2 separate regions of the Homo sapiens genome follow, and region 1 is linked to region 2. A link is a loop called in an ENCODE intact Hi-C map of the cell type or tissue named here. Cell type or tissue: K562. All regions are shown on one strand. Links, peaks and the distances in the headings refer to the core of each region. The heading gives the core; the rest is flanking DNA. Region 1 overlaps H1-10-AS1 (H1-10 antisense RNA 1). Region 2 overlaps EFCAB12 (EF-hand calcium binding domain 12).

Region 1 (15,773 bases), core at 4,044-12,043, 87 kb before region 2:
CATCTACCCCAGAACTGGTCCCACAGCTGCCGAGCCCCCACCCTCTCTACCCTTTCCACCCAGCCTCCTGTTCTGTCCGCACAGCCCCAACACAGAAGTCTGAGTGGTGGGTCCTGGCTCTGCCAGAAGGTCTCTAATGGCTTCTCACCAGACGTAGGGTAAAGTCTCCCAATGCCTTTGCCACTGGCCCCTACCAAGGCTCTGACCGCAGCTCCCCAGCTGAGCACTCAGCCTCATAGCCTTTTTTGCTGCCCACACATACCCAGAGGGTTCTCAGGACCTGGGACTTGCTGGGGTGGCCCCATGGCTGGCTCCTTCCCTGGCCGGCCTCCCTAGACCCCTCCCTAGGGCTCCTACCAGAGCACCCTCCCTGCCTGGCTCACAGCCCCTGCCATCTAGTATGTCCGTTGAGTTGTGGGCTGTGAGCTAAGTGCAGGGTGGGGGAGGTCATGCTCCTAGCTGTACCAAGGCGGGGTGGACACAGTGCGCTCCCGACACAGACACACCTGCAGCAGCAGCGGATGGGAGGATGGGGGTCAGGAGCTCCTGGCTGGGCTCTGACCCGGGCTGTCCTTCAAACGCTGGGTGTGATCCCTTCCCCACCACCACTGCCCAGCCTCAGTCTCCCAGTTTGTATAAAGGGGCTGGATGTATGGAGTCTGAATGATCCAGCTCGACAGTCTGATTCTGGGCTTCCAGACACACACTCACCATTCACACCTACAGTTCACACACACAGACACCTACTCACTCACACTCAGATTTACCTTCACACACGCTCACCATTCACAGCCACAGTTCACACCCACAGACACCTACTCACACATATTTACCCTCACACATGCTCACCATTCACACCCACACTTCACACTCACACTGATACCTACTCAGTCATGCTCACACACACTCACACCATTTACACTTACAGTTGACACACGTACACATCACCTACTCACACACAATTTACCCTCCTACTCACATGCTCACACACCATTCACATAGTTCACATTCATACACACACCTACGCATCCATTCACACATATATGCACACACACTCATACCCACACATTTATCCTCACACATACCATTCACACCCACAGGTTCACACACATTCACCTACTCACACCTGTCATCCTCTCATTCACATGCTCACAAAATGGTCACACAGTTTACCCCTCACACCCACACACTAACCCATTCACACTCACAGATTCGTACACATACACCTACTCAGACACATCATCCACCCATTCACGTGCTCACACACACATGTTCACACAGGCATGTGCCCTTCACACTCATAAGCTCACCATCACATACCCTTCACACCCACAGGTTCACACACGCATTCACATGCTCCCACTCACTTCCCTCACACACATATGCTCACTGATTTACACAGCCACTCGCACTTATACATACTCGCTCACATTCACACAGGCTCACCCATTCACACACACTCGACACATTTACCCTCACATTCACCCACTCACCATTCCCACTCACCAGTTCACATGCACTCACCCAAGCTCACACTTGACCACGGACACACCCTCAAACATAGGTGCTTACACACAAGCCAACACACACTCACCTAGCCATTCATACTCACGTGCACCTATACCTTCACACACATCCTCACATACCCACACAGCTCTACACATACCCACTTTCTTACACATTCACACACATACCTATAGACACATTCAAACACACCCATTCTCACATCCTCAAAAACACCTGTGGCCACTTACTCACTCACACACAAGGTCGATGCCAACTGCAGGGAAAAACGTGGTGTCAGCCAGGGTCTGGCTGGAGGCTCCCCCTGCCCTCGCCCTCTCTGTCCTGTCTTGTTTCTGCCCTCATGTTCTGGGGACCTCGAGACTGACACACACAAACACACATGCCCATGACAGAGGCCCCAGAATCTGGTGGCACCTCGCAAAGCTCAGGCTGCAGTGGGCAGAACCCCTGGCCACCGAGCCAGCTGCAGGGCGCTGCCTCCCTGACCAGACACAAGCTCCCAGCACACACCCCTGCCCACTCCTCATCATCTGCTGGGAGGTCAGCGACCGCACCTCTGCTCCCAGACCAGAGGAAACAACCCTAGAACCCAAGGGGCCAGGACGGTGACACATCTGAGCAGAGAGCCAGTGCCAGTGCATAGAAAGGACACCTGTCACCACTCCATGGGACAGCAGGACTGATGTGCCCTGCACTGACCACGAGGACTCGAGCCCTGTCTAACGCGAGTCCTGCTGGCTAATGCCACGTGCAGGCAGGAAGATCAAAGCAGTGACACGTCCCATGTGATGGGGTTGGAGATACTTATGCCTTGAATTTGAATGTTTTCTCTAAGAGCATATATCTATATATCTATATCTATATACAGATATATATAGCTTTCAAAACATAACTTTTAGAAAAAGAAATGTTAATGAAATTCAAATCTGTATTCCAGAATATTCCAGAATTTATTGTATTTTCTTTTCTCTATTTTTTCACTATTGGTTTTTGTTGGGCTTTTTCCTGATTACAAAAAATGCATTGCTATGATGGAAACCTCAGGAAATAACAGAAATCATAAAGACTGTGATTTAAAGTAGGCCACTAGAGAGTAACGTTAAAAGTAACAGAATGAGGCCGGGCGTGGTGGCTCATGCCAGCACTTCGAGAGGCCATGGTGGGAGGATCACTTGAGGTCAAGAGTTCGAGACCAGCCTGGCCAACATGTGAAACCCTGTCTCTACTAAAAATGCAAAAATTAGCTGGACATGGTGGTGTACACCTGTAGTCCCAGCTACTTGAGAGGCTGAGGCAGGAGAATCACCTGAACCCAGTAGGCAGAGGTTGCAGTGAGCCGAGATTGTGCCATTGCACTCCAGCCTGGGTGACAGAACAAGACTCTGTCTCAAAAAAAAAAAAAAAAGTAATAGAATGGACGAAAAGCCACAATCCTATGGAAACACCAGAGGAATGCACCCAGAAGTGGGGGTCTCATGTAGCTTTATTGTGTACTGATAAGTACTTGTCTTTGGTTGCCATGGAAACGTCAAGATGTTGGGATACAGGGTGATGGGGATGTGAATTTCCACCTCCTGCTGGTTCCACACAGGCACCCATAGTGTGTGGACCCCTCTATCCTACAAGGGGTGAGGGTGCCACACATCACTATGACAACCATGTCATCAGCAGTCTTTCCCAGTCACTGGACCCCCACCCCTCCCTGGGGATCAGGCCACAAAGGTGGATTTTGTGGGAGAGTGGAGAGGAAGTTTCCAGACACCCTGCCACCCTCTCGTTCTCCACAGGGATGGCTTTCCGTGGCTTTGCTACAGCCACTCCTGGAAGTGCTGCCTGACTGAATCCTCAGGGCACCCCGGCAGGATGGACGTGGTGTACCCCCTACTTTACAGATGGGGAAACTGAGGCTTGAGAGCTAAAGCAGCCCACCCAGCTCCCAGAGATGAGGAGGCCGACTCTGGCAGGAGTCACTGTCGGTGCATGGGCATTTCTTCCTGTTACAGCCTGCGGCCCCTTCCAGGCCGGGAGGCCTTCTGCGCAGGGTAGGAAAATGGGAACACCCAGGCCGATTTTCCGATCAGCAAAGCTCTGCTCCCTAAGGCTGATGGGCTTCTTAAAGACAAAGGAAAAAAGAACCCAGGATGTAAGTAGCCCAAACAGGCAAAGGGACACTGGTGGCCCAACTCGACCCATGGCCCTCCTGGGCTGACATTTCTGCCTACAGAGGAGGGCTTCATAGGCCAAGGCACGACGCAGGGGAGACACCAACTTGCCTGGTCCACCACAGAGGTGAGGGCCGCGTCAATGGCCATCTGTCCCCTCTTTAGTGCCCTGACGTGATGGTATGACCCATTCTGGGAGGCCGAGAGCACCTCAAAGAACTCAGCAGGAAGCACAGTTTCAATTCAGAAGTTCTGGAAGGCGAGGCAGGACAGGTGAGAGGTGCTTCTGGGGTGACTCCAGAAAGTCAGAGTTTGGGCAAGAAGCTACAGAACTGAAACCAGCAGCCGGGCCAGGCCAAGGGGCCCCCTGGTGTTCAGCAGCCTCCACTAGCAGCAGACGGGCAGGTCAGGCCCTGGAACAGAGCTCTAACCACTATGGCCTTTGTCCCCACCCAGGGCACCCTCCCTGCATGGCCCGATGACCTGCACTCCTGTTTCATCTCCCCGTGTGGCACCTGGGGCAGCTTGGAGCCTACCAAGGTCTCAACAAGGAACCAGTAAATACCAAAAAAAGGACATCACGTCCCCTACAGCTAACTGCAAATGGTGACCATCCCAGCCCTTGTTTGATAACACAAGCAAAGCAATGGCTTCTTCAAGGACACCGAGAGGAACCTCACCTCTTTCTAAAACCTCCAACACAGGGCCAGGCGCGGTGGCTCATGCGTGTAATCCCAGCACTTTGGGAGGCCGAGGCAGGTGGATCACGAGGTCAGGAGATCGAGACCATCCTGGCTAACACGGTGAAACCCCGTCTCTACTAAAAATAAAAAAAATTAGCCGGGCGTGGTGGTGTGCGCCTGTAGTCCCAGCTGCTCGGGGAGGCTGAGGTAGGAGAATAGCGTGAACCCAGAAGGTGGAGGTAGCAGTGAGCCGAGATCACTCCACTGCACTCCAGCCTGGGCAACAGAGCAAGACTCCATCTCAAAAAACAAACAAACCTCCAACACCACCTGGAAGGGCCTGGAGGCACTCACTGATGAGCCTGGAATTTCTCACAGGGGACAGAGAGGTGGCCAAGGCTCCTGCACATTTCCCCATCTGTCTGACACCCCTTTCCAGAACCAGAAAGCGTGCTGAGCTCGGCCTCTGTCACGCAGGGTTCCAGGTATTTCTGGGGCTCAGCAGGGAGAAGGCCAGGACGTGCTCCCTGACTCTCGGCAGGGCGGGAGAAGAATGAATCCTCTGAGGTCCCCAGCTTGGGGAAAAGGGGGTGGGAGAGTGGCGGGCAGAGACCTCCTCCGTATCCCCCTCTCCTGAAGCCCTGCCGCTGTGGCAGCCCTACAGGGACTACAGGGCTCCAGCCCTACAGGGACTCTGCGGTGGGGCGGGTGTGCAGGCTCACAGGCTCTGGAAATGCCCCAGGATGCCTTGGCAGTGTCTCCCACAGACCCAGGAGCGCCACTAGAAACAGGACCCTTCCTCAGTCATCCTGCATGGGGGCTCCTGTTGCTTTGGGGGCTGCTTTCCAGCAGCTGCGTCAGACAACGACCCACCTCATCCCCCCAGCCAGGACCTGAACAGGCACTGACGTCAGATACGTAGACCTTGTTGCTGAACTTGTCAAAAACTTCAATGGTGATTTCATACAGGCGGCCGGTCTCCAGCACCCACCTATCACCAGGGTGAATGGTGAACCCTAAAACAGGCAGGGGGAGCCTGAGCACTCAGGCCTCAGGGGCAGCAGGGTGGAGGAGGATGGGACCACCACCCTCAGCACAGGGGCCCTCAGCATCCACATGGGAAGCCCCACTCCACCCACCTGTAGGCCCCACACCACCCACCTGCAGGCCCCACACCACTTACCTGGAGGCCCCACACCACCCACCTAGGGGCCCCACAATTATGGCGCTGGCCTCCTCCACAGAGAGGGACCTGTTGCTGAGGAACAGATGCCTGATGCCGCCTTCAGCCCTGAGTCCTGAGCTGACCTCCCGAGGACCAAACCTGGACTCATCCCATTCTATCTGAACAAGGCTCCTTCAAACTTGTTCCTGTTCCTCAGTGGGTCTACACTCAGAATCCTAGCAGCTCTGTCCTTAACACACAGCAGGTCTATGCTCTGAAGTGATAATAGATCTATAGTGTTCACAGTAGAACTAGTCTGAACCTTCAGGGGGTCTGTGCTCTGAGGAGGGATGGACATAGACTCCAAGAAAGTGATGATTCTGGAAAAGGAACGCGTTGTTAAAGTTTGTTGATCAAACCCAGACACAAGGTCTGTCAGAATCTACCACAGCATTCCCTATCAGCCCCTCCCACTGGGGCCAACACTGAAGAAATAAGGGGTGTCCCGTTAGTCAGGGCTGGGGCTACCTAGAGACATGTCCCTGCAGCTTCCTACATCAGATCTGCCCATGTCCTTGTGAAAAATGCAGATGCTTGGCCCCTGGCCCAGGCTGTGTCTGCAAGAAGCCTGGGAAACTCCATTTTATCCACCTGCATACGTGATGGAAACACTGACATGCAAGACCAGCCGCTGAGTCCACACAGGAACAATGAGGCCTGAGAGATGAGGCAACAGGCCCAAGAACACAGCCCAGCCGAGGCCGGACCAGCAGCGCCCTCGCCTCCCTGAGGCTGCCTGCTCCTGTCCCACCTCCCTGGCCTACCACCCAGCTCTGGGGAACGATTCTCCATGACTGGTCCCTTAGCCCTGGGGACCGGACGGCACCACGTCTCACTCTCCCCAGATCCCAGCTTGGGGAGATGTCGGGGACGTGGTGTAGCATGGAGTGTGGGCTGCTGGGCAGGCTGACTTCAGGGATCCTTCCCACGCAGCCTCCCACTTCAGCCTGCATTTACAAACGAGCCCACTGTTCCCCTGCACAAGAGCAATCTGCCGCCATGCTTCCATCTCCCCAGCATCTGCCGGTGCCGGGCCACGCCGTAATTTATTTCCTCGCCTGGTTACTCTAGGTGTCACATGTCAAATTGACCACAAATCCAGGACAATCCAGCTCCAACCTGCCTTGGTGTCTGGGATTTCTGTTATCATTCGGCTCAGGTGCAGAGCTGCCTGGAAGCTTGGGGGGCCTGACATGGCAGGGGACGGGGCTGTCAGAAGGGGACAGGGAACCAGCATCCCCTCAACATCCAACATGCGCCAGGCCCAGAGAGGGGCCCTGAGCGGATCAATCTGCCGAGCTGGGCATGGGATCCCCTCCAGCTCTGTTTCCCAGGGCAGGAGGCTGAGGCTCAGGTGGGTAACGTTCCCTGGCTAAGGCCACAGGCAGGAAGTGACAAGGCCAGGACTGGAATCCAGGTCTCTGACTCTCCGGCTCGTGGTCATAGTTTTACAAAACACCAGAAACTGCAGAGCTGGTCCAGAAAGCTCTGCCTCCAGGAGGGCGACTCAGCTCTCAAAGGCATCAGGACGTGAGGACGTCTGCCTGGAGTCACCGTGAGCTGAGTTCTGGAGAAGGTTGTGATGGAGGAACCACCACGTCCCCATCATCCCCTACGGCCCAGAGCTGGACTTTAATGGCGTAATTGTGGGCGGATCACGAGGTTAGGAGATCGAGACCATCCTGGCCAACATGGTGAAACCCCATCTCTACTAAAAATACAAAAATTAGCTGAACGTGGTGGGTGCCTGTAATCTCAGTACTCAGGAGACTGAGGCAGGAGAATTGCTTGAACCCGGGAGGCAGAGGTTGCAGTGAGCCGAGATTGCGCCACTGCACTCCAGCCTGGTGACAGAGTGAGACTCCATCTCAAAAAAAAAAAAAAAAAAAAAAAAACCAGAAGATGGTAAACTCCCCAACAAAGGACTTATAATTACAAAGGGGTGAGAAGGTGACTTCCCCAGATCAGAAGCAAGTGGAAGAATGGAGTCTCACTTCGGTGATATTCCTGCCAAAGACGCAGTGCTCAGAGCCTGGCCATGAGGGAACAGCAGATAAACCCAAAATGAGAGCTGCTCTACAGATAACCAGACTGTCCTCTTCACAAGTGTCACGGTGTCCAAAGTCAAAGCCCAGGAGGCTGTCCCGGGCTGACAGAGACTAAGAGAAACAGGACACATGCGGCAGGTGACTCAGGGCTGGGGTTTTTCTTTTTGCTGAAAGGGATAAAACTGGGACAAATGGCTGGGCACGGTGGCTCATGCCTGTAATCCCAGCACTTTGGGAGGCTGAGGTGGGCAGATCATGAGGTCAAGAGATCGAGACCATCCTGGCCAACATGGTGAAACCCCATGTGTACTAAAAATACAAAAAGTAGTTGGGCGTGGTGGTGCACACCTGTAGTCCTAGCTACTCGGGAGGCTGAGGCAGGAAATTTACTTGAACCCTGGAGGCAGAGGTTGAAGTGAGCCGAGACTGCACCACTGCACTCCAGCCTAGTGACAGAGGGAGACTGTCTAAAAAAAAAAAAAAGGGCTGGGCCAGATGTGGTGGCTCATGCCTTTAATCCCAGCACTTTGGGAGGCCCAGGCGGGCAGATCACGAGGTCAGGAGATTGAGACCATCCTGACTAACACAGTGAAACCCCGTCTTTACTAAAAATACAAAAAAAAATTAGCTGTGTATGGTGGCGCGCGCCTGTAGTCCCAGCTACTCGGGAGGCTGAGGGCAGAAGAATCGCTTGAACCCGGGAGGTGGAGGTTGCAGTGAGCCAAGATTGTGCCACTGCACTCCAGCCTGGGCGACAGAGTAAGACTCTGTCTCAATTTAAAAAAAAAAAAAAACCGAGACAAATGAGCAAACTCGAATGAGGTCTGAAGATGGTCGGCATCAGTGTTCGTTTCCTAGCACCATAACTGCACGGTGGCCATGCAGGACAACGTCACTAATGGTCGTAAAGCACTTGAAAATCATCAGGGTGATGGGACATGAGGCTGGCAACCGGCTTTCAGGTGAGTGAGGGAAACCTCTTTTTGGACTGCGCTGGCAGATTTTCTACAGGCCTGAAGTTTCTGCAAAAGGAGACTCAAACATGAAAATGAAACTTTAAAAAAAGGCATCGTGCTCTTTAAAAATCACATAGCAAAACTAGAGGCAAGCAGCACAGTCAGACCTGGGGCCTGCACCAGCGCCGGCCAAGGACCGGTGTAGCTCTGCTCCTGCCCTGTCCCACAGGTGGCAGCACTCGCCGTGCAGCCAGTGAACCCTGGACTGGAGGCTTATGCATCTCAGGAACTGAACTGCTCAATTTCTTTTCTTTTCTTTTCTTTTTCTTTTTTCGAGACAACGGAGTCTTGTTCTGTCGCCCAGGCTGGAGTGCAGTGCTATGATCTCGGCTCACTGCAAGCTCCGCCTTCAGGGTTCACGCCATTCTCCTGCCTCAGCCTCCTGAGTAGCTGGGACTACAGGTGCCTGCCACCATGCCCGGCAATTTTTTTTTTTTTGTATTTTTAGTAGAGACGGGGTTTCACTGTGTCAGCCAGGATGGTCTTGATCTGACCTCGTGATCCGCCTGCCTCAGCCTCCCAAAGAGTTGGGATTACAGGCATGAGCCACTGCACCCGGCCAAACTGCTCATTTTCTAACTACACGTAAATAGCCCTGGGGCCCGTGGCTCCCACATGAGAGTGCAGATCCACATGGATCTGAGTTCAGACTCCAGCTCTGCCCTCCCCGAGCTCAGACAAGCGGCTTGGCCTCTTCAGGTCTCAGCCTCTACGACTACTCAATGGAGAGCACAGTGGTGTGCAAGCTCACGTGGCTGCTGGGAGGATAACACAGGTCAAGAAGTTTAAGGCATCCATCTCACAATGGGTCTGTCTACACCACTGTGGGCGACTTAGCCTGTTACACCTGAGACCGGCGGGCACAGCTGGCCCATGCCCCAGCAGAAACCTGGCTGCCCTTTAACTGGTCCCCCAGTTACGAGGACAGAACATGAAGGTTCTGCTCCAAGTCCTGAAAGTACAGAGGGAGGGGCCGGGTGCGGTGGCTCACGCCTATTATCCCAGCATTTTTGGAGGCCGAGGCAGGCGGATCACGAGGTCAGATCCAGACCATCCTGGCTAACACAATGAAACCCCGTCTGTACTAAAAATACAAAAAATTAGCCAGGCATGGTGGCATGCGCCTGTAATCCTAGCTACTCAGGAGGCTGAGGCAGGAGTATCGCTTGAACCCAGGAGGCGGAGGTTGTAGTGAGCCGAGATCGTGCCATTGCACTCCAGTCTGGGCAACAGAGAGAGACTCCATCTCAAAAAAAAAAAAAGAAAAGAAAGTACAGAGGGAGAGGGCCGACTTCTCACCCAGCACCCCGCACTCACTAGATGGACTTTGCCTCCAAGATCAGGTATCTGCCTATGAGAGAGTTGTGTCTCACCAGATTCCTTCCCCTGGAGGTCAACACCCAAAAGTCAAACCAAAATCTTTTGTGTATCATTCCCAAGAGGTGAAACATAATCAAAGGCTCTGAAGTTTGCTGTGGCAAAGGCAGGAAAGATCTGGTGCTTTGAGAAAGACCATCTTTAAATACTATGATGGCAAACACAGCACACTCAGAGCCCAGAGGCACCATCTCTGTATGCCGTTAAAATACAAAAAGAACAAATCAGATTTTACACATTTATTTCTGATTTCACAGCTCCCTTCCAAGGCTTCATAGCCTCAAGTGTAACCCTCGTGCTCCCCAGCAGCCTCTCCCATTGGGTCCTACCTGGAGTGGAGTCCCCTACCTCCCGTCTTCATCCTCACTGCTGCGTGCACCACATGGTGTCCAGGGGCCACAAACATCAGCAAGAAGGGTATTCCAGAGAGTGACTCACCCATCCCTCCTACTCCATTGAGGTCACATTAGATGACACAAGATCATGCTTCTCTGTCCTCTGGGCTCTCTTACCCTCCCTGGGCTCTATGGAGTTCGAGACCATCAATGAGGCGTTGCTGACAATTGTAAACCATCAAGTGAGAAGGTCTCCTTTCCTCCTCTCACTTCCCCATTTTTGCTGCAATGTTACAGCTCTCGCTACAGACTTACCTACCTGGAATTCTAACCGTGATGGAAACATTGTGAGGTAGATGAGCTCATTCAACAGACCTGGGCTGGGCTCAGAACAGCTACCCAAGTGTTCTGTGCAGAGGGAAATGCTCTCTGTGCTGTTGAGTGCTATGGTCAGTGGCAAATAACTCCTAGGGACACATGAAATGTGGCTGTTGAACACAGTGTTTTCTTGCACTCTAATTAATTGAATGGATTAATTAAGTTAGTAATAAGGAGCACCTCCCGGTAGTGACTGCCACACAGAAGAGCGCAGCTTCAGAGATATAAAGATGAAGAAGACATGATTCTTCTACCCTGGTGTTTCCTTGCAGAGTAGGTGTCTGCTCTGATCCAATCATCCATTTATGGGAGCTTCCTGGGCACAGGTACAGGGGCCAGGCCCTCTGTGAGGCCTGGGGATGCTGCAACGGGGAGGACAGCATCCAGGTCGAGGGTTCCCAGCAGGGGCTGCACTTGTACACAGAGGTGAAAAGCACGGACCAGCAAACCCTGTCCAGACAGGATCAGAGCAGCAGGGACAGAGGGGATGGGGACAACTTACTGTCTTCAGGAGCCCACGCTCATCTCCTCTGACCCTGGATCAGAGCCCGAGAAAGCACCTGGATTAGTGTGGGGCCCAACAGGCTAGACAGGGTGAGGATGAAACCCTTCCATGCCTGAGCTAGATCTCAGCCCAGCGATGTGCTTATCAGAACCTCTGGGAGGACTAAGTTGGGCTGCCCAGGGCTGAGCTCTGGGATGACAAGGAATGAGGAGGCCTCAGTTCTTGCCCTGGCAGTGACCAGCCATGGCTAGGATTCACTCTTGCTTAGATGGAGCACAGAAATCACTGTGCAAATGGCTGTGGCTGGATTCAGGTGATGATGGCGTGCTGACTCTTCTGAACTTTAAAACCCTGGAATCCATCCTCCCCCTCCCATCCACACATGGCCTGGACACTCTTGTGACTTCCCTCAGCCCCTCTGTACTCCTCCCTCTTCAGGTCCAGCCCAGGGCCCTGAGCCCTGCCTTCTCCCATGGAGTCCATGGGTGGCTGTCTCGGAACTCCTAGAGCTCTTGGTCTTGGTGTCACTCATTTGAACATTTAATCCCTCACAGCAGATGTCTCTTCAGGCACCACTGGGAAACTGTTCTAGACAGTGAAGGTTCTTGGAGAATCTTAGTATGAGAAACATGTTCCTTCTGGGGAAAGTGATATTTTTTCTAAATTGAGCAGTCTCACTTATTTTTGTTTTGTGGAGAAAAATTTTGACACCCACAGAGCAAGCAGATTCTATTAAAACAAACTGTGTCACACAGTATTCATCATCAAAGGGATTCTGAAGCCATGATTTTGCCTCATGTGATATTTTATGCTTACTTCAACAAACACCTTGACTTGTTTCCTTGAAAAGGAGTTCAGAAGCAACAAGAACCTATTTCAATTAGTGGGTCCTACCAGGCCGAGTGGGGATCGCCCTGCAACCCCCGTGGCTGAGTTTATCTTTCTCCACCTTGCAATGCACACCCTACTGTGTCCTCCTCCTAGGAAGGAAGCCACGTCTCCACCCTGAGGCTGGGTCCCTGAAGAAGCCCCTTGTTTCTCCTTCATTCTATAGTGTGTGTTGCTCCACCACCCAGAAGCCATGATTGGTGTAAGTAACGGGAGAGATTATGCACATGGAAATGGAATTACCTATTTTCGGCCACATTATCTGAAGTGGAATAGTAGACCTCAGTTGAGAAAGCTGGAGGGAAATTGCCCCAGTTTGTCTAGAGTCTCCTCGTTTCTCGGAGTCCTCCCAGAACTAAGTGAGGGGCTTACTGTAGAAAGAGGCCCAGCCTGGCAGTCCTTGTGTTTACGATGGGGAGGGTTAATTCTGAGGCTTCCTGTAATAAAAAGGCTTGGGGAATGTGGAGACGTATAAGGATGAAGCATCAATGGGGAGACTCCTCCTCCTTGAAATCCTAAAGTGTTTGAGGAGCAAGGACTCTGGGGTTCCTGCAGTTTCTGTCTTGGCAAGTGTTCCACACAGAGGGGCTCAGGAACAGGATTAAAATCCCAATTGATGCCAAACTCATAGTAGAAGCTTAGAGTCTCTCCCAGGAAGTAGATAGAGGTGGGAAGAAAGTGCATGGGATTCGGAATCAAAGGGTTAATCTAAACCTGTCACCTAATGGTAGTATATTTTATTCTATAGATCAAATAATTATTTGAATTTTATAACAATACTCAAGACATGCAATTCTTGTTTAATGTATTAAAAACATTTAAATGTTTGGGAGATCGAGCTGGGAGGATCGCTTGAGCCCAGGAGTTTGAGACCGGCCTGGGCAACATAGCAAGATTCTTGTCTCTTTAAAAAAAAAAAAAAAAAAGCAGGCCGGGTGTGGTGGCTCACGCCTGTAATCCCAGCACTTTGGGAGGCCGAGGTGGGCAGATCACGAGGTCAGGAGATCGAGACCATCCTGGCTAACATCATGAAACCCTGTCTGTACTAAAAATACAAAAAATTAGCCGGGCATGGTGGTGGGCTCCTGTAGTCCCAGCTACTCAGGAGGCTGAGGCAGGAGAATGGCGCGAACCCAGGAGGCGGAGCTTGCAGTGAGTGGAGATTGCTCCACTGCACTCCAACCTGGACTGCCTCAGTGAAGGTGGCAGAAGTCATGAAATACACAGCCATTGAAAATCTCTGGGATGATGAGGTCCAGAGATCTCATTTGAGATCAGGAGTTCGAGACCAGCCTGGCCAACATGGTGAAACCCCATCTCTACTAAAAATATAAAAATTAGCTGAACGTGGTGGTGGGTGCCTGTAATCTCAGTACTCAGGAGACTGAGGCAGGAGAATTGCTTGAAACCGGGAGACAGAGGTTGCAGTGAGCCAAGGTCGTGCCGTTGCATTCCAGCCTGGGTGTCAAGAGCAAAATTCCGTCTTAAATAAATAAATAAATAAATAAAAACTAAAATAAAATCTCTGGGATGATTCCAAGGGCACACAGCAAATGAAGAAGCGTTTATTAAGAAAACCTACTAACACCTGGGAAGAACACCAAGGGCCTGCAGTGTGTGAAATAAGATGCCCGTCCTCCCTGACTCCCCACCCCAGTGAGGGGGGCTCCACTCCAGACTGCTTTCTCCAAGATCACAGGACTCCCTCACCCCCTAGCTCCTGCCTGGGAGATTTGCTTGCTAAGAGGGGCAGAATGTTATCTTTTCTTATCATGCCACCAGCTACCGCTTGCTGAGACCGCTTGCTCAGCCCAGGAAAGTGGGTTGAGAGGTGGAGGCTCTTGTCTTCCACACAGGCCCCACTCATGGGATGGAGGCTCTGCCTTGAGTGCAGCACCCATGAGAATACTGGGGCCCGGCCGCCCTTCCCTGGCTCATGGGGTGGGGTTCCCTGCTAAGAGAGGACAGCCGATGAACACTGGGGCTACTGCCCCATTCACCAAGCACCCAGCTCCTGATGTGCAGGTGTCACCAGAGAGAGATGCACCACTGTGTCCAGCACCATAGCTCTGGCTCAGAGAGTTTGCCTGGGAAAGCAGCAGGCAGAAAACAGAAGGTGTGAGTAGCTTTTGAAGAAACTGACTTCATGTGCAATGGAGCTCGGAGAAGTCCAAGCCTAAGCGCACTCTCCAGAACAGTGGAGGTTGTGCTGAAAGGCAACTGGGAGGCGACGGAGAGTCCAGGAGGTGTGGGCTACACTGGAGGCCGGCAAGTCTGCAAGAGAGAAATGGAAAAAGAGACAGCTGGGAAGAGCTCTCCTGGGGTTAGAACAAACCTTAATATCTTTTTTGACAAAGAACGTAACATCAAAATAGCCGACTTTGGGTTTAGTTCAACATTTGCAAAGAGAGACTGAGAACGTTTAATGGGACTCGCCCTTACGCAGGCCCAGAACTCTTCCTGGGCCATGGATGGGTACCAATGACCTGCCATCAATGTTTGGAGCCTTGGCATCATCGTATGCAAAATGGTGGCTGGGGACCTGCCATTTTATGAGCAGAACTGTAAGGATATACAGAAAAAAAAAAAAACAAAACTTAAAATAGTACTGCTACTTTTTTTTTTATTTTAATGGAAAAAAATATTTAAAAATTCTTCACACTCAACCCCAGGGAGCAGCTTCCACTGGACCAGCTGTTGAGGGACTCCTGAGTCAATAGCGACCAGAAGACATGGTTCAAGCCATACAGAGAGCCACTCCTGGACCTCCCAGGCCCCACAACAACCCAGCTCATAGTGGCCAGGGGATTCTAGGCAGAGCATATCGAGGAAGCGATATTAAAAAAAAAAAAAAGAAGTCATCCCATGGCCACCTACCTAATCAGGGAGTTCAGAAAAGTGCAGAGGAGAAAGGGTTCCAACATCGGAGCACAATCCCTCCTTCCTGGGGGCCCCACCTGTCCTTCCCCATCTGCCACATTTAAGTCAACCTTCCCTGTCCAACCGAGAGGAGGACTCAAAACCAGCCGACCTTTCCCACTTTCTAATTCACAGAAGCACGAACAGGAGCATCCCTGGGAGTCAGGGCAAACCCTACCTGGCCTGGAGATGAAGCCAGCCATTCCCAGCAAAGCCCCCAGCATAAGCCTGTGACTTCACCCTCCCCAGAGCACCAGCAGCTATGGGGGAACCCCCAAGGAGACTTGTCTCAGGGAACCCACTGGGAAGTTGGCTCACTCCATGTGGAAGACCCAGAAGAGGTGACTTGGTCGGAGGGAACCCCCGGGAAGCCAGATGGTGTAACCTCAATCTCTGTGACCAAAAGGAGCCACGGATGCCATTGGCAAAAGATGTTTCAGTTTCATGCTGCAATTATGTTGTTTCTGACTAGCACAAAAAAGTCAAAGGGAGAAATAAGGCAGCACCAGTGAACCCAATGGACAGCTGGGCCGAGACAAAAACCAAGTGGGTGGGGCAGTCGAGCTACACTTCCTGTGTTTTATTACATTTATTATGTTCTTCTTAATATTATTTTAATTGGCAAATCATGCTTGCATTCATTTATGAGATACAGTGTGAGGATTAGATGGATGTGTGCACATTGGAATGACAAAATCACACTACTTAGC
Region 2 (15,773 bases), core at 5,067-13,066:
GAAAGCCAATAAAGCTATATTCACAGGGGAGGGGGAGACCTTGTTTAGAATTCTGGCTCCTGAGCTTGAAGCCTGGAGTCTGAGCCACCAAGGTCTAGTCTAGAACACAGAGCTGGAAGTCCTGATATTTGAGCCTCTCTGCTTATAGGAGATCAGGCCTCTGTCATAAAGATACCGAATAGCAAGTGGCCAAGACAGTGGTCAGAGATGGATTTGGGCCTAGTCCCACCCACAGGATGCTCCTGTGTGCCCATGAACGTGAGATCCTGCAGACAGGTGAAGCTCACTCATGTAGGAACCCAGCAGCTAGCAGAAGCCAGGGGTGGATGCAGTGGCTCACGCCTGTAATCCCAGTACTTTGGGAAGCTGAAGTGGGACGATCGCTTGAGCCCAGGAGTTCGAGATCAGCCTGGGCAACAAAGCAAGACCCCATCTCTTAAAAAAAAAAAAAAAGTGGCTCGATATTCTGGTGGGGACAGACAAAGAAGCACAGAGGGGAAGACCTAACCCAGAGGAGCAGTCCAGGGCACATGGCAAGCTGGCTGCATTTGAGAAGACAGAGCTGCAGCTCCACCACTGCGTAAGACCATGGTGTAAATAATCCGGAAAGGTGAGGTTCCCCAAGGAAGGAAGAAGGAGGGATGTTTTGGTGAAAAGTCAGCATCCAGAGCTATAGGATCTCCTTCTGTCTCTGCCCTCCCAACCCAGGTAGCACATGTGGGAGACAATGACCACTGAAGTTGCTTGCCTGTGTTCCTGACAGCCTCTGACCACATTCCCCTGTATACACTTGTGATGGGCCAAATTGTGTCTCCCCGAAATTCTTATGTTGTAATTCTAATCCTTAGTACCTTAGAATGTGATGTGTGTGTGCACGTGTGTGTGTATGAGAGAGAGACAGAGAGCGAGAGAGAAAGGGTCTTGCTCTGTCACCTAGGCTGGAGTGCAGTGGTGCAATCTCGGCTAGCTGCAACTTCGACCTCCCAGGCTCAAGTGATCCTCCTACCTCAGCCTCCTGAGTAGCTGAGATTACAGGCACATGCCACTATGCCTGATGAATGTTTGTATTTTTTGTAGAGATGGGGTTTTGCCATGTTGCCCAGGCTGTTCTCGAACTCCTGGGTTCAAGCAATCCACCCACCTCGGCCTCCCAAAGTGCTGGGATTATAGGCATGAGCCACTTCACGCTGCTAGAATGTGACCGTTGGAGGGGGGAGATAAAAAAGGTTGTGACTTCATTTGGAGATTTTGGTGGGTTTTTTTTTTTTTTGACAGGGTCTCGCTCTGTCACTCAGGCTGGAGTACAGTGGTATGATCATAGCTCACCACAGCCTTGAACTCCTGGGATCAAGCTATCCTCCTGCCTTGGCCTCCCAAAGTACTGGGATTACTGGGGTGAACCACTGTGCCCAGCCTGGAGATAAAGTCTTGAAGGAGATGATCAAGCTAAAACGAGGTTGTCCATGGGTGGGTGCTAATCCAATTTGACTGGTGTCCTTATAAGAGAAAATGTGGACACACAAGAGAGACAACAGGTGTGCATGTGCAGAGAAAAAACTGTGTGGAGGCAGCAAGGAGGCAGCCATCTGCCAGCCAAGGAGAGAGGCCTTGGAAACCAGCCCTGCTGGCATCTTGATCTGGGACCTCCAGCCTCCAGAACGGTGAAAAATAAATTCTTGTTGTGGAAGCCGCGCAGTCCACAGACTGGTATTTTGTTATAGGAGCCCTAGCAAACTAATCTAAGAAGACCCAGGGCCCTATAAATTTAGCGCTTGTTTCCCTCCCTCTTGGGAAAAAGATGGTAATAATCAATTGTGACTGTAAAGTCTAGTTCTCACGTAAGTCACACCACTGCCTGTGTGACGTGTTCCTTTCTCAGAAAGCTACATTTCCCAGTATGGCCAAAGTTCCTTCCTAGGCAGAGGTTCCTAGGAGAAAACCTCTGCCCCCAAGTGCAGCTTGCTCCTTCATGTTTTTAAAGCACAGAGAAGATCCTGCCCATTAAATTTATACATTCACCAGGCCGGGTGCGGTGGCTCATGCCTGTCATCCCAGCACTTTGGGAGGCCAAGGCAGGTGGATCACCTGAGGTCAGGAGTTCAAGACCGGCCTGGCCAACATGGTGAAACCCCATCTCTACTAAAAATACAAAAATTAGCTGTGCATGGTGGTGCGCACCTTTAGTCCCAGCTACTCAGGAGGCCAAGGCAGGAGAATTGCTTGAACCTGGGAGGCGGAGCTTGCAGTGAGCCGCAATCGCACTACTACACTCTAGCCTGGGCGACAGAGTGAGACTCCATTTCAAAACAAAACAAATTTATACATTCACCAATTCACAAGTTTGGAATGCAGGCATTGCTAAATTGTCATCTCGGGGCTGGGCCCTTCTCCGCTCCCACATATTAGAAGTGCTCACCCCGCAGAGACACAGTGGGCTCAGACCAGCTTGGATGTATGAAAACGTGTTTTCCACCCAAGCAGAGGGAAGAAGCAGTGTGGAAATCTCAGGGCTGAGTCTGAGTGCTCTCTGCTCAAAGGGCTTTAGCAGGTCCTGTCTCCACGTGCTTTCATACCCCACTGCTTGTTGCAGAAGAACCAGGCAACAGCCTGGCCTAGAGAAAGGCTTTGTTTTGATAGCAGTTATCATTTCTATCAAATATCCCTCTTCAATATTGCAACTCTTCCTTTATGTTCAACCTCAGGGCTTTCTCACTTGGAACTCCTGTCCTTGGAGCTTTCTACTCTAGAATGAGCTTTTGGTTCACCAAGCTCAGGGTTCCAGAATCCAGACCCCCAAATCTCAGTTGTGGAACCCAGACCTCCGGGTCTTGTGTTCTAGAAATCCCATCTAGCAGCAAAACAGACTGGGCTCCTCCTCTTCTCCTCCACGCCCCCACTCCGCCTTATTCCCAATGTCCCCACCAGAGATTACAGTGGCTTGAATGGCTGCATGGGTGCCCTGGGTGGCATCACCCTCACCCCAGCTCTGGGGTTCCCTTGGCATCTTCCTAGGGCCAGCTACCGAGGCCCTTACCTTTCATGAGGATGTCCTCTGTCAGCGGGAGGCCATAGGACTTACAGAGCTTCCAGCATTGCAGGTAGACCAGAAAGTTGTGCCTGCGGGCCGAGTCAATGAGCTCCCTCATATCCCCGTGGATGGTGGACGGGAGGCAGTGCTCATCAAAGTGCCGATTCCCACAGCGCACCAGGTGACATTGCTCCGTGTACTGGATGGAGGGGATCGTGAGCTGCGAAGGAAGCAGAAAGGGGCTCGCCCTTCTCTCGCCTGTGTCCCTCCTCCTGGCCAGAAGAAGGAAGATGCAGTGCCTCATCGACCTCTCCCCTGCGAGGTCCCCATGAGGGGTGATGGCAACCAACGTCCAGTGGGGCTGCAGTTCCGGTTCTGAAGTCAGTGAAGACTTCAGGTTCAGAAGCTCAGGTTCTGAAGTCACAGCCCTGTAGACGGGTGTGCAGGAGTGCACACATGACTGTGTAACATATATGGTAAAACACAGTACACATGCCCTAGAGGCGTCCTATTGAAAAAGGACATTCGCGGGGCCACAAGATGGCTCACACCTGTCATCCCAGCACTTCGGGAGGCCGAGGCAGGAGGATAACTTGAGCCCAGGAGTCCGAGATCAGCCTGGGCAACATGGCAAAACTCTGTCTCTACAAAAAAATTAGCTGGGCATGGTGGCGCGCGCCTGTAGTCCCAGCTTCTCAGGAGGCTGAGGTGGAATGATGGCTTGAGTCCGGGAAGTTGAGGCTGCAGTGAGCCAAGATCAAGCCACTGCACTCCAGCCTGGGCAGTAGAGTGAGACTGTCTCAAAAAAAGAAAAGAAAAGAAGAGAAGAAAAGAAAAGTGACATTTAAATTAGGAGTAGCCATCTGTGACCTTGAGGTGAAAGCCATGAGCTAAGATAGGAGGAGGCTGGCGGAGCAGGTAGCTGCTTTTGTTGGCTGCCACCACCTTGTTTTTTAACAAGGAAAAAAAAACCCTAACTTTTAAAGCTTCTAAAACCAGAATCAGCAAAGACCAGCCCATGAGCCAAATCTGGCCCACCAGCTGTTTTTATAAAGTTTTGTTGGAGCACAGCCACACTCATTTGTTAAGGTGCTGTCTGTGGCTGCTTTCCTGCTGCAACACAGAGCTGAGTAGTTGCGACAGACAAGACATGGCTCACCAGGCCTAAAATGTTTACTATCTGGCCCTTTACAGGGGAACTTTGCTGGTCCCTGCTCAAACATTTTGGGTTTTCTTGTCATGCAACTGAATCAAATCTTAGTAGATATAGCACTTAGCAATATCTGCCATTTTATTATATGTACAAATACAAATATTATAGGTATAAATACAAATATGTATTTTTAATTATATATATATTTGTGTTTATTTATTTATTTTTTTTTTTAGAGACACGGTCTCACTCTGTAGCCTGGGCTGGGGTGTACTGTGCAGTAATAGCTCACTGCAGCCTTGGCCTCCCAGGTTCAAGCCATCTTCTGGCCTCAGCCTCTTCAGTAGGTGCAGCCACAGGCACATGCCACCATGCTGGCTAATTTTTTAAAAATTTTGTGTAGAGACGGGGCCTTGCTGTGTTGCCCAGGCTGGTCTCAAACTCCTGGCCTCAAGTGATCCTCCTACTTTGGCCTCCCAAATTGCTAGGATTACAGGCATGAGCCACTGCACCTGGCCTGTATATAATTTTTTTTTTTTTTTTGAGACAAGATCTTGCTCTTTCCCCTCGGCTGGAGTCCAGTGGTGCGATCTTAGCTCACTTCAGTCTCAACCTCCTGGGCTCAGGCAGTCCTCTCACCTCAGCCTCCTGAGTAGCTGGGACCACAGGCACATGCCATCACCCCAGGCTAACTTTCTAAATTTTTTGTAGAGACAGGATCTCCCTATGTTGCCTAGGATGGCCTCGAACTCCTGGGCTTAAGCAGTCCTCCTACCTTGGCCTCTCAAAGCGCTGGGCTAACAGGTGCGAGACACCACTCCCAGACTATATTATATATGAATATTTATATGTAGTATTGTATTGATGTTGTCTGCCTCCCTTACCAGACTGTCAGCTTCCTAGGGGCAGGGACTGTTATGCTTACTATAACACCCGGAAGAGTGCCTGGCACATGGTAGGCTCTCAATAAATGTTTACTGGACAAGCTAATTCATGCAATCAATCCTTCCTTCACTTGCCATGTATTTCTGGAGAGTCTACCCAGTGTCAGGCCCTGTGCCAGGTGCCTGGATTCCAGCTGTGATGAAAATGCAGGCCTGGTCTAAGGATGAAAAGTCATAATTAAAGAATAGGGAGAGGGGGACGTGATAGTTTCAGAAACAGGATCTTACTACATTTTACAAAAACCTCAGGAGGCAGGTATTGTTCTTATTTTACAGATGAGGGACGTGAAGAAGGGGTGGTTGTAGAGGCGAAGACCCCCCTCCCCAGGGTTCTGCAGCCAGCGGGTGGTGCTGCTGCGGTGATCTGAACCCCAGCTGCTCCAGTCCCCAAGCCGCATGCTCTCCTTGGGCTGGCGAGGTACCTTGTGCTGTCGCTGCCGCTCGCGGTACCGCTTGCCCACTTCCTCCATCTCCTCCAGGGTCATGGGCCGCGTCTCCATCTGCGTGTCGACTGCAGGCACCGTCAGTAGGTCCACTTTGGGAAGCTGTGGGGCTGAATCCACCTCCTGCTTCTTGAGCGGACCCTTCAGGGAATCTCTGTGCTTGGCCAAGATATAATCTGGAGTCAGAGGGAAGAGATGAAGGAAGGAGGGACTAAGAGGGTGCCCAGCCACGGAACCTGCCAAGCAGTTATCCAGTGTCACCCAGCAGGCACCAGGCCACCCCTCCGCTCCCTTCCCACACGTCTGGGCAGTGCCCACCTAAGCCACCTAAGCTGTACCTTAGATGTGGCCCTCCTCTCCATCTCCACTAATGGCGTCCCTTACTGCACCAACCCCAGCCCTCTGGTTGCCATTCTCGTCCTGTCACCCTGTCTCACCAAGCAGCAAATAGGATCTTTAAAAAATATAGAGTATAGCCAGGCGCGGTGGCTCACGCCAGTAATCCCAGCACTTTGGGAGGCCGAGGAGGGCGGATCATGAAGTCAGGAGATCGAGACCATCCTGGCTAACACTGTGAAACCCCGTCTCTACTAAAAATACAAAAAATTAGCCGGGCATGGTGGCACGTGCCTGTAGTCCCAGCTATTCGGGAGGCTGAGGCAGAATTGCTTTAACCTGGGACCTGGAGGTTGCAGTGAGCCGAGATCGTGCCACTGCACTCCAGCCTGGGTGACACGGTGAGACTCCCTCTCAAAAACAAACAAACAAAAAATATAGAGCAGGGTACTTTGGGAGGCTGAGGCGAGTGGATCAGCTGAGGTCAGTAGTTCAAGACCAGCCTGACCAATATGGTGAAACCCCATCTCTACTAAAAATACAAAAATTAGCCGGGTGCAGTGGTGTGCACCTGTAGTAGTTACTTGGGAGGCTGAGACAGGAGAATTGCTTGAACCCGGGAGGTGGAGGTTGCAGTGAGAAGAGATCACACCACTGCACTCAAACCTGGATGGCAGAGCAAGACTCCATCCCCCCCCAAAAATATATATACACATATATAAAGCAGGGTGCAGTGGCACGCCTGTGGTTCTAGCTACTCAGGAAGCTGAAGTGGGAGGATTGCTTATGCCCAGGAATTTGAGGCTGCAGTAAGCTATGATCACACCTGTGAATAGCCACTTCACTCCAGCCTAGGCAACATAAGGAGACCCCATTGCATGAGTCTCCTTATGTTGGATATGTGTAGATGGATGGATAGATAGATAGATAGATAGATAGATAGATAGATAGATAGATAGATAGACAGACTGACCGACCGACCAGATCGCCTCATTCCCTTGGCTTCCCACAGCATTTAGACCAAAACCCAGAGTCCTCTCCCTGGGCTACAAGGCCCTGCTGTACCATCTGGCCTCAGCTGCCTTCCCACCTGGTCCATGGCATACCATTCACCCTTCACCCATTCCACCCAGCCACCCTGACCACCTTCTGTCTCTTGCAAGCTATCCTACCCCAGGGCCTTTGCCTTCACAGTTCTATCTGCCTAGATTGTGCTTCCCCCAAGACTAGTTCCTGTCAATCACTCAGATGTCAGCTCCAATGTCTGCTTCTCAGAGAGGCCGTCCCTGACCACCAGCCCTTTAGGTGCAAGCTCATCGAAAGCTGGGGCTTTGGCTGGCCCACTGCTGTGTTCCCAGTTTCTAGAAGTGGCACATAGTAGTTGCTCAACAAAGATTCCAATGAATGAAAGAATCCCATTGTCCCTGCCCTGGTTCAGACCTTCATCGTCTCAAGCTGAAATAATATCCTGACCTTACCACCTTCTATTGAGGCTGTGAACAAGTGGCTCAGCCTCTCTGAGCTCCAGCTTCCTCCTCGTAAAGCAGGAATAGCAATCCTGACCTCTGCGGACATAAAGGATAAACTGAGATCATTCTGCAAGAATGAAGAAGAGCTACTGCAAGAAGAACTACTGGAAGAAGGCACCCCTGCCAAGACGCTCAAACTCTTGCCTCTTTAGACAAAGTGAGAGACACCCGGACAGAGCAGGAGCACCGTCATCTGGGACAAACACCGCCACTTTAAGTTCCAGCTCCCTTTCTAGCCTCATGCATTTCAAGGAAATCACTTCTCTTCTAACTATAAGCAGCCAGAAAGAGCAGACAGTAAAACACAGACAAGACAGCTCAGGCACAGAGGGAGGTCGGGGGAAAGTCTCTTGGGTGACTGCCAAACTTCACCCTCATACAATGGGCCCCAGTAAAACTGTGGGCCTTAATAAGCACATTCCTTTCCCTTCAGGTGCACTAAGATAGGGAAGCTAAAAGCAGACTTGGGGGATATGCCTGCAGCTGCAGAAAGATGTATGGAAACAGACACGCAACTCTGCCTCCCAGATAAACACAACAAAGAGACAGAGAAGCAGTCCAAGCCTCTGATAAACTCTTCCACTGTGAATCCTTAAAAACTCTTAGTCTGTAAGAGAATGTGGCTCTGACCTAACTCAGCCAGCAGCCCCTCTCAGGTTTGTTTTCTCTAAAATAAACCTGTCTTTGACTATTGAGCCACCTTTCCTGTTTCTTTCCTCTTTCTTTAATTCTTACACACCCCAGTCTACCTATCTTACCCACTATTGCTCACCAGGGAAAAAGAACTCAGTGATGACGCCAAAGTAGCACCATGAGAGCAAAGGTCTGCTGCTTGGCTTTGTGTTTACTTACTGGGAAATAACAGGACCCAAAATATCTCTGCTGCGAATATGCATCACAGCACACTGTGGTCATTGAAATGACTCACAGCCAGCTACACAGATAATGATAAGCTTGGTAATTTATAACAAAAAGGCACAAAGAGTATCAGAGGGAAAGCAGCCCAACTTGAGGTGACCTTAAAAATGTGCTGGACATAAAGGAGATTACTACTGTTGGGGTGGTGACACATGCAGGAGCGACTGTTGGGGTGCTGAGCTTCCCTGAGCTCTGAGAGAGGCAGAGACCCTGCTTGGGAGGTGATAGTTTCTCTGCAGGGCAGCTGGTTGAGACTGGACATTGAAAATCTCCTGGAGGACTGAGGAATGGATGCTCTGAGCTGCCTGCTGTCCCCAAATGAGCCACTCCAGTGAGGATGCTGAGTAACTCCTCTTGGTGTGACTGTAAACTCCAACGGCCTCACCCCAGATCTTTACCATTGTTAGGAAACCCCTCCACTGCCTCCTCCAGGGCTCCTGTGTGACTCAGGGAGGACAAGGAAGCCCCAAACATGCATGAGATTAAGTTCCTGCCAACCTGGTAGATGGGAACAGAGCAAGATTTGTTTCATTTAGAAAAACAAAGCTGTGGCTATGTTTGGGAAGGGTGCTAGAATGGGTGGGTGGTTGTAATGGTTCTTTTTTGTTTGTTTGTTTACTACAAGAATGGTACTAAGATATAAAGAAATATTATACAATGCACCTTTGTGTTGTAGAGTAAATTCACAGCCAGAGCTTTAGCAAGTCCATTTCTAATTTGCCTCTGTGCCTTGTCTGGACAGATGTGGCCCCACAAATGTATTGCTTGGCAGATGGAACTTGAGCCATGTACAACCTTTACAACTGTTGACAGCAACCCTGCCATAATACCCCTGATAGCAGAATACCAAAATACACTTTCCAGTAAACTGTAAACATGTGCTAATTCTGGTTCTGAACAAGAATTTTATCAATAAGCTATGGATTAATAGTGAGGAGGCCTTGGACCCACACACACATAAATGTCTCTGGAAAGGCTTGCCATTTGGGTCAGTTCTCAGCCTCTCAGGTGGGCTCTGGTGGGCTGAGTATCCTCCTCTAAGAACAAGGGCTGGGACTCATTTGTCTTTGAATGGACACAGTGGTAGCTGGGCACTCAAGGGAATATCTACTCCTTAGTTAATCTCTGGGCCTGAAAATTTCCAGAGGCTTGGCCAAACCACAGTCGGCCAAAACTGGGGAACACACTGAGGAAGTGAGTTTGGAGGAGAGGCCAAGGCTGCCTGCACCATGCTTGCTCCCAGGACGGGGAGGTGGAGGCACAGGATGGGGAGGGGTACGCACGCTCCCTTGCAGTGGCCAGGCTGCTCCTTTGCTGAGCCATAGACCACTGCTTGTAGGTATTGGCCAGGATATCCATGGTGATGGTGTTGTGCTTCCCAAGAGAGCTGAGGTAGATCACTATATCCTCCACCTCTTGGTTCTTCAGAGGGACTCCGACCTGAGGAGAGAGAAGACCTTCAGACTAGCAGGCTCCCATCCAAACATCCTGCTCTGATGGCCAAGGCCTTACCAGCCTCCTCAGACCCCCATCCTGCTTCCAGTTTCATCCTCAACCACTCCCTACTATACCCAAGGTCCCTGCTGCAGCTCAGAGCCCTTTCCCGGTCCTTGAATGAACTCTGCACTTTGTTACCTTTGCCTTTGCTCAGGCAGTTCCCCTTCTCTGCCTGAAAAACTCCTATCCCTCCTTCAAAGTCCAGTCCAGATGTCACCATCTTTATAGAGTGGGTTTCTTCTTCCTCTAGGGTCCCACCCCACTTCCTACCAGTCTCAATGGCAGCATCTACCATGCTGGATACGAAGCATGATTTCACATGTGGATCATCCCTATACACAAGTAACACATAAATCTCCCTTAATTCCTGGAAAATGGGATCAAGAATACTATACTCCTCATTCTTTTAAGGACGATGAGCAACTCTGGAGGTGTATAATGCTTGCCAGCAACATTGGATATTCAAGAAGAAAAGTTTTAAAGGAAATATGATTTTGTTCTTCAGTTTCTTTAGACAATAGTCATTGTTCACTGAACTTTACTCAAACTCCTGGCCTCAAGTGATCCGCCTGGTTCGGCCTCCCAAAGTGCTGGGTAAACAGACATGAGCCACTGTGCCTAGCCTTGATCAGAACTAACTTGATCAGAGCTAAGTAAGATCAGAACTCTCCTGGTGCTGGCTGGACGTTGTGCCTCACGTTTGTAAACCCAGCACTTTAGGAGGCCCAGGTGGGTGGAATGCCTGAGGCCAGGAGTTCGAGACCAGACTGGCCAGCATGGTGAAGCCCCATCTCTACTAAAAACACAAAATTAGCCAGGCATGGGGACACATGCCTGTAATCCCAGCACCCAGGAGGCTGAGGCAGGAGAATCCCTTGAACCAGGGAGAGGGAGGTTGCAGTGACCCAAGACTGTGCCATTGCACTGCAGCCTGGGTGACAAGAACGAAGCTCCGTCTCAAAACAAACAAACAAACAAACAAACAAACAAAAAAATGAACTCTCCTGGTGCTAAAGAATGTAATATTTAAACTTTTGGTTATGGAGATTAAAGACTATTATCTTTAAATGCTTTGAAATGTTGTTGAGATAATTACATGTCATAAAACATGTGTGAGAAAACTGATAATAATTTAAAACCACGAAAGACATCACAGTCAACTCCCTAAAGTTGTTTAAGGTATTTGTTGTCGTTGTTTGGGTTTCTTTTAAGTTGAGATCTTGCTCTGTCACCCAGGCTGGAGTGTAGTGGTGTGATCATAGCTCACTGCAGCCTCTAACTCCCGGGCTCAAGTGATCCTCCCATCTGACCCTCCCATGTAGCTGGGACGACAGGTGTGTACCACCACACTGGGATAAGTTTTTTAATTTTTTGTAGAGATGGGGGTCTCACTGTGTTACCCAGGCTGATCTCAAGCTCTTGGCCTCAAGCAGTCTTCTCACTTTGGCCTTCCAAAGTGTTGGGGGATTACAGGCATGAGCCAGCATGCTAGGGTAAAGTATCTTGCATTCAAAATGTATAAAAACGTAATTCATCTAGACTAGGGTTAGCAAGTTAGCAAGCTTTTTCTATAAAAAGTCAGATAAGGCCAGGCGCAGTGGCTCATGCCTGTAATCCCAGCACTTTGGGAGGCTGAGGCAGGTGGATCACAAGGTCAAGAGATCAAGACCATCCTGGCCAACATGGTGAAACCCCTTCTCTACTAAAAATACAAAAATTAGCCGGGCGTGGTGGTGCACGCCTATAGTCCCAACTACTCGGGAGTCTGAGGCAGGAAAATTGCTTGAACCTGGGAGGCGGAGGTTGCAGTGAGCCAAGATCGCACCACCGCACTCCAGCCTGGTGACAGAGTGAGACTCTGCCTCAAAAAAAAAAAAAAAACCAAAAAAAAAAAACCCAAAACCAAAAAAAAAAAAAACTAAAAACAAAAAACCTCAGATAGTAAATATTTTAGGTTTGGCTAGCCATATGGTCTGTGTCATACTGCTCAACTCTGCCATTGTAGCATGAAAGCAGCCATAGACAATTCAAGGATGAATGAGTGTGGCTGTGTTCCAATAAAACTCTATTTAAAAAACAGGAAGCAGGCTGGACTTGTCTCTTGAGCCACAGTTTGCAGACCTCTGCTAGGCCGATACAACTTTCCATGATGATGGAAATGTTCCACATCTGTGCAGTCCAGTAGAGGAGCTACTTGCCACATGTGACTACTGAGCACTCAAAATATGTGGCTGGTGTGATTGAAAGACTGGATTTTTAAATTTATAATTGATTTAAATTAATAAATAGCCAGTGAAAGTAAAAGTGTGGTCCATAGACCAGTACTACAGGCATCACCAGGAGCTCGTTAGAAATACAGCATCTTTTGATGACCCACAGATGTGCTGGGTCAGAAGCTGCATTTCGACAGGACACCCATGTAACTTATATGCCAGTGACAGTTGGAGACACTCTACCAGCTTTCTCTGATCTTAGTTTTGGGGTCTGCTGTGCAAGACAGGGATTCTCCAAGGTAGCTGGCTGGTTATGAGGTGGACTCCACAGACTTTCCACTCAGGTGGGGGTTTTCAAGGTCAGACTGGTGCGGGGCAGATATTGAGGATCTGATTTGGCCACAAGTTAATCCATATTTTCTAGCCTTAATAAGTAATAAGGCTGACAGTTTGCACTCCTTGTGTCTACTTCTCAGTTGAACCAGAACCCAGCATGGCGGGGGAGGGGCGGGGGTGGCAAAGAGGGAGTACATGTACATCCTGCCCACTTAGGCCCATCCAGAGAAAGCAGGTGGCACTTACTGCCTTTACAGCCGCGATGAACTCCTCCCTGGTGATTCTCTGGTTCTCACCCTGGCCCACCTTGTGAAATATCTCCAGGATCTTGATCTTGCGGCTATGCAGGTAGGAGTACATGACCGACAGGGCAGGGGGCTCGGGCAGCTGGAGCTGGGGCACCATCTGGCGGGACAGCCGGGAGAGCCTGGGGGCTTTCTTCTGGAAGAGGTGAGAGGGTAGGGCAGAGGAGAGAGTTCAAAGGAGACAGGCCAGGCGGATGCAGTCCCCAGAGTTAGGGACTAAGGAGAGGACGAGCAGCTCTAAATAGCAGGATAGAGTACAAAGGGCACTGGGTTCAGGGCAACTGTGTTTGGCCACAAAATGCCTGGGAGACTTTGCTTCTCTGAGCCTTGGTTTTCTCATCTGAAAAACACAAGGCTTGGGCAATATAGGAACTAAAATTTCATTCTTATCCACATCTCTCCTGTCAAACCAGTCAGTATGCGTAATCCCACTGGTCTGGTCTCTCAGTGCACCAAAACCTATACCCTTCCCTGGAGCCAGGTGGAGACTCCCCATCCCCGCCCCCAGCCTTTGCATCTGCTATAGGCCTCCTGCCTGGAAGACTTTTCTCTCTTTCTCTATCTGTCCAAATCCTCCTTCTCCAATTCCAAGTGAAAGGGCATATTTTGTAATGGATGATAATCTTCTACCTTGGTGCAGCACTGGGCAGTTTACAAAGGGCCTTCCCATTCCCTAGGGTATTGTTCCTCTGTGCTCCTCCCAGGGTGCTTATTATAATAGAGACCCACCTCTATTAATGGCCTGTAGCAAACTGTAGAGCCATTAATCCTATGTGTCTGCCTCTCCCACTAACATGTGAACACCTTGTGCTATGGCTTAATGTTTGTCCCCTCCAAAATACATGTTTAAACTGAACATGACTTTTGTTAAGCCACTTGGCACATGTGACTATTGAGCACTCAAAATGTGGCTGGTGTGATTGAAGGACTCCATTTTTAAATTTATAATTAATTTACATTATTAAATAGCTAGCAAAAGTAAAAGTGTGGTCCCGTGGACCACTACCACAGGCATCACCAGGAGTTCGTTGGAAATGCAGCATCTTTTGATGATCCACAGATGGGCTGGGTCAGAAGCAACTTAATACTGTTATCAACATAATGGTATTAACAGGTGGGGCCTTTAAGAGGTGATTGGGTCATGAGGTGTCTGCTCTTATGAATCCATTAATTCATTTATGGATTAATGGATTAATGGGCTAAGGATTAATTGGTTATCATGGAAGAGGGCTCGTTATCATGAATGGGATCAGCTAGAAAAGCCAGTTTGGCTCCCTCTCGTGCACCCCCTCACCCTGAGATGCCTTCCACTGTGTTAGGATGCAGCACGAGGCCCTCCCTAGAGGCCAACCAGTCAAGCCTTCAGATGACTGTGGCCCAGGCCAACATCCTGACTGCAACCTCATGAGGACTTTCAGCCTCCAGGACTGTGAGCCAAAAAAAACTCTCTTTTCTTTATAAATTACCCAGCATCATGTCTTCTGTGACAGCAAGAGAGGCCAGGCTAAGACACCCTGGAAGTAAGACCGTGTCTTATTTACAGTGTATCCCCATCTCCCACCTTTATACTGAACAAAGCCCAGGCCGTAGGAAGACAGGCAGTAATTGTTTGCTGAAGGAATAAATGATCCTATGAATTAGGTATGAGGTACTACCTAATTCACAATAAGGAATCAGGCTCAGAGATGTGAAAGGTTTTCCCAATGCCACACAGCAGGTAAGCAGTACAGCTGCATTTCTAACCCAAGTCTAGTTCTTATTCTTAGACACTATGCTGCTGGCAGAAGAGGGTGTGTTAGACCCATGAAATTAGGATTTGGGCTATAATAACAGCAAGGACTGACCCTGAAGTTTCCGGGCCAACCAACCCAATGGACACTTGTGAGATTACAATAATAATACAGATGGAAATCATGTTTGAGTGCTCACTATGTGCCCAATAGCGTCCTAGGCACCTTATATAAATGAATGCATTTAGACATCATAGCGACCCCAGGAGGTAGGAACAATGGTTGTCTCCATTTTATAGATGAGAAAACTGAGACCCAAATGGTACAGCTAGGAAGTAGCAGAGCTATGTTTAAACCCAACTTATCTGTCTTCTTATCCCAAGGAAATGTCACAGAGAGAGAATGAGTTGGTAGTACCCTTATCACTTACTATCACTATATGTTTGGATAAATGTTGGCCTCACTGAGCTTCTATTTCCACATTTGTAAAAGGGGGATCCTCCTTTTCCTCCCAACCTCACAATCGTCATCCTCACAATAGCTTGCTACATGGAACCCTCAGCAAACTTGTGTCAATGAACAAATGAATGAACAATGGGTATTTTAAATACCCCATAAGATGGACTGCCAGGATGATCCCTTTTGGGGTGATTTTAAGGTATGTCCACAAACTCTTCTGCTTCCCTCCTTTCTAAGATGGAGTCTTCTTTCCTTCTTGAGCATGGGTAGTACTCAGGGACTCACTTCTGACAAAGAGAATGTGGTGGAAGTGATAGTGTGGAACTTCTGAAACTGAGGCCTTCAGAAGCTAGGTCTGAAAGGGCAGCCTCTGTCTTGCTCTCTTTTTTGGACCCTTCACTCTGGGGGATGCCAGCAGACATACTGTGAGGACACTTAAGCAGCCCTATGGAGAGGTCCATGTGGGGAGGAACTGAGGCCTCCTGCCAATAGCCACATGGGTGAGCCAGCTTGGAAGCAGATCCTTTTGCCCCAGTCAAGCCTTCAGATGACTGTGGCCCAGGCCAACATCCTGACTGCAACCTCATGAGAGACTCTGAGCCAGAGCGACCCAGCAAAGCTACTCCCTGATTTCTGACTCTAGAAACGGTGTGTGATCATAAATATTTGTTGCTTTCAGTCATTTGGGGGTGTTTGTTATGCAGCAATAGATAACTAGACAACTAATACACCTCCCTCTCAAGACTTCTGTTTGCTCCTCTGTGAAATGGTGTGAACTATCCCTATCCAGCCTAACCCAAGGGAATAAAATAATGATGCATCCCTAAACCCTTGGTGTCTTCATCTGGCAAATGGGGCTGCTCACCCTGGTGGTCCTGGTAG

The links. A loop is a pair of places that touch in the nucleus more often than their neighbours do. Peaks named below come from ENCODE experiments on the same cell type or tissue, not always from the same donor. Only the 100,000 strongest peaks of a DNase experiment are listed, where the experiment ranks them.
Region 1: a loop joins it to region 2, with 2.1 times the contacts of the local background. A loop is called at or near these places in 2 of 110 quality-filtered maps.

What each region holds. Positions count from the first base shown.
Region 1 is chr3:129,320,036-129,335,808 of GRCh38, forward strand. H1-10-AS1 (H1-10 antisense RNA 1) reads left to right here. Exons shown (of 5, transcript NR_026991.1): 4 at 3,315-3,569; 5 at 4,146-4,534. It also overlaps the pseudogene NUP210P3 and the pseudogene MARK2P3. Among named protein-coding and RNA genes, the nearest start is that of H1-10, 12 kb to the left of the region's middle. RefSeq lists an enhancer at 8,669-8,728. In K562, for the core only: CTCF peaks have their summits at 4,058 (motif pointing left) and 8,845 (motif pointing right); DNase peaks (open chromatin) are centred at 4,066, 7,676 and 8,816.
Region 2 is chr3:129,405,611-129,421,383 of GRCh38, forward strand. EFCAB12 (EF-hand calcium binding domain 12) reads right to left here. Exons shown (of 9, transcript NM_207307.3): 2 at 15,757-15,773; 3 at 12,644-12,838; 4 at 9,635-9,791; 5 at 5,548-5,744; 6 at 3,035-3,248. Among named protein-coding and RNA genes, the nearest start is that of EFCAB12, 15 kb to the right of the region's middle. RefSeq lists enhancers at 5,173-5,673, 12,790-13,289. In K562, for the core only: no CTCF peak of the experiment used is centred there; a DNase peak (open chromatin) is centred at 8,441.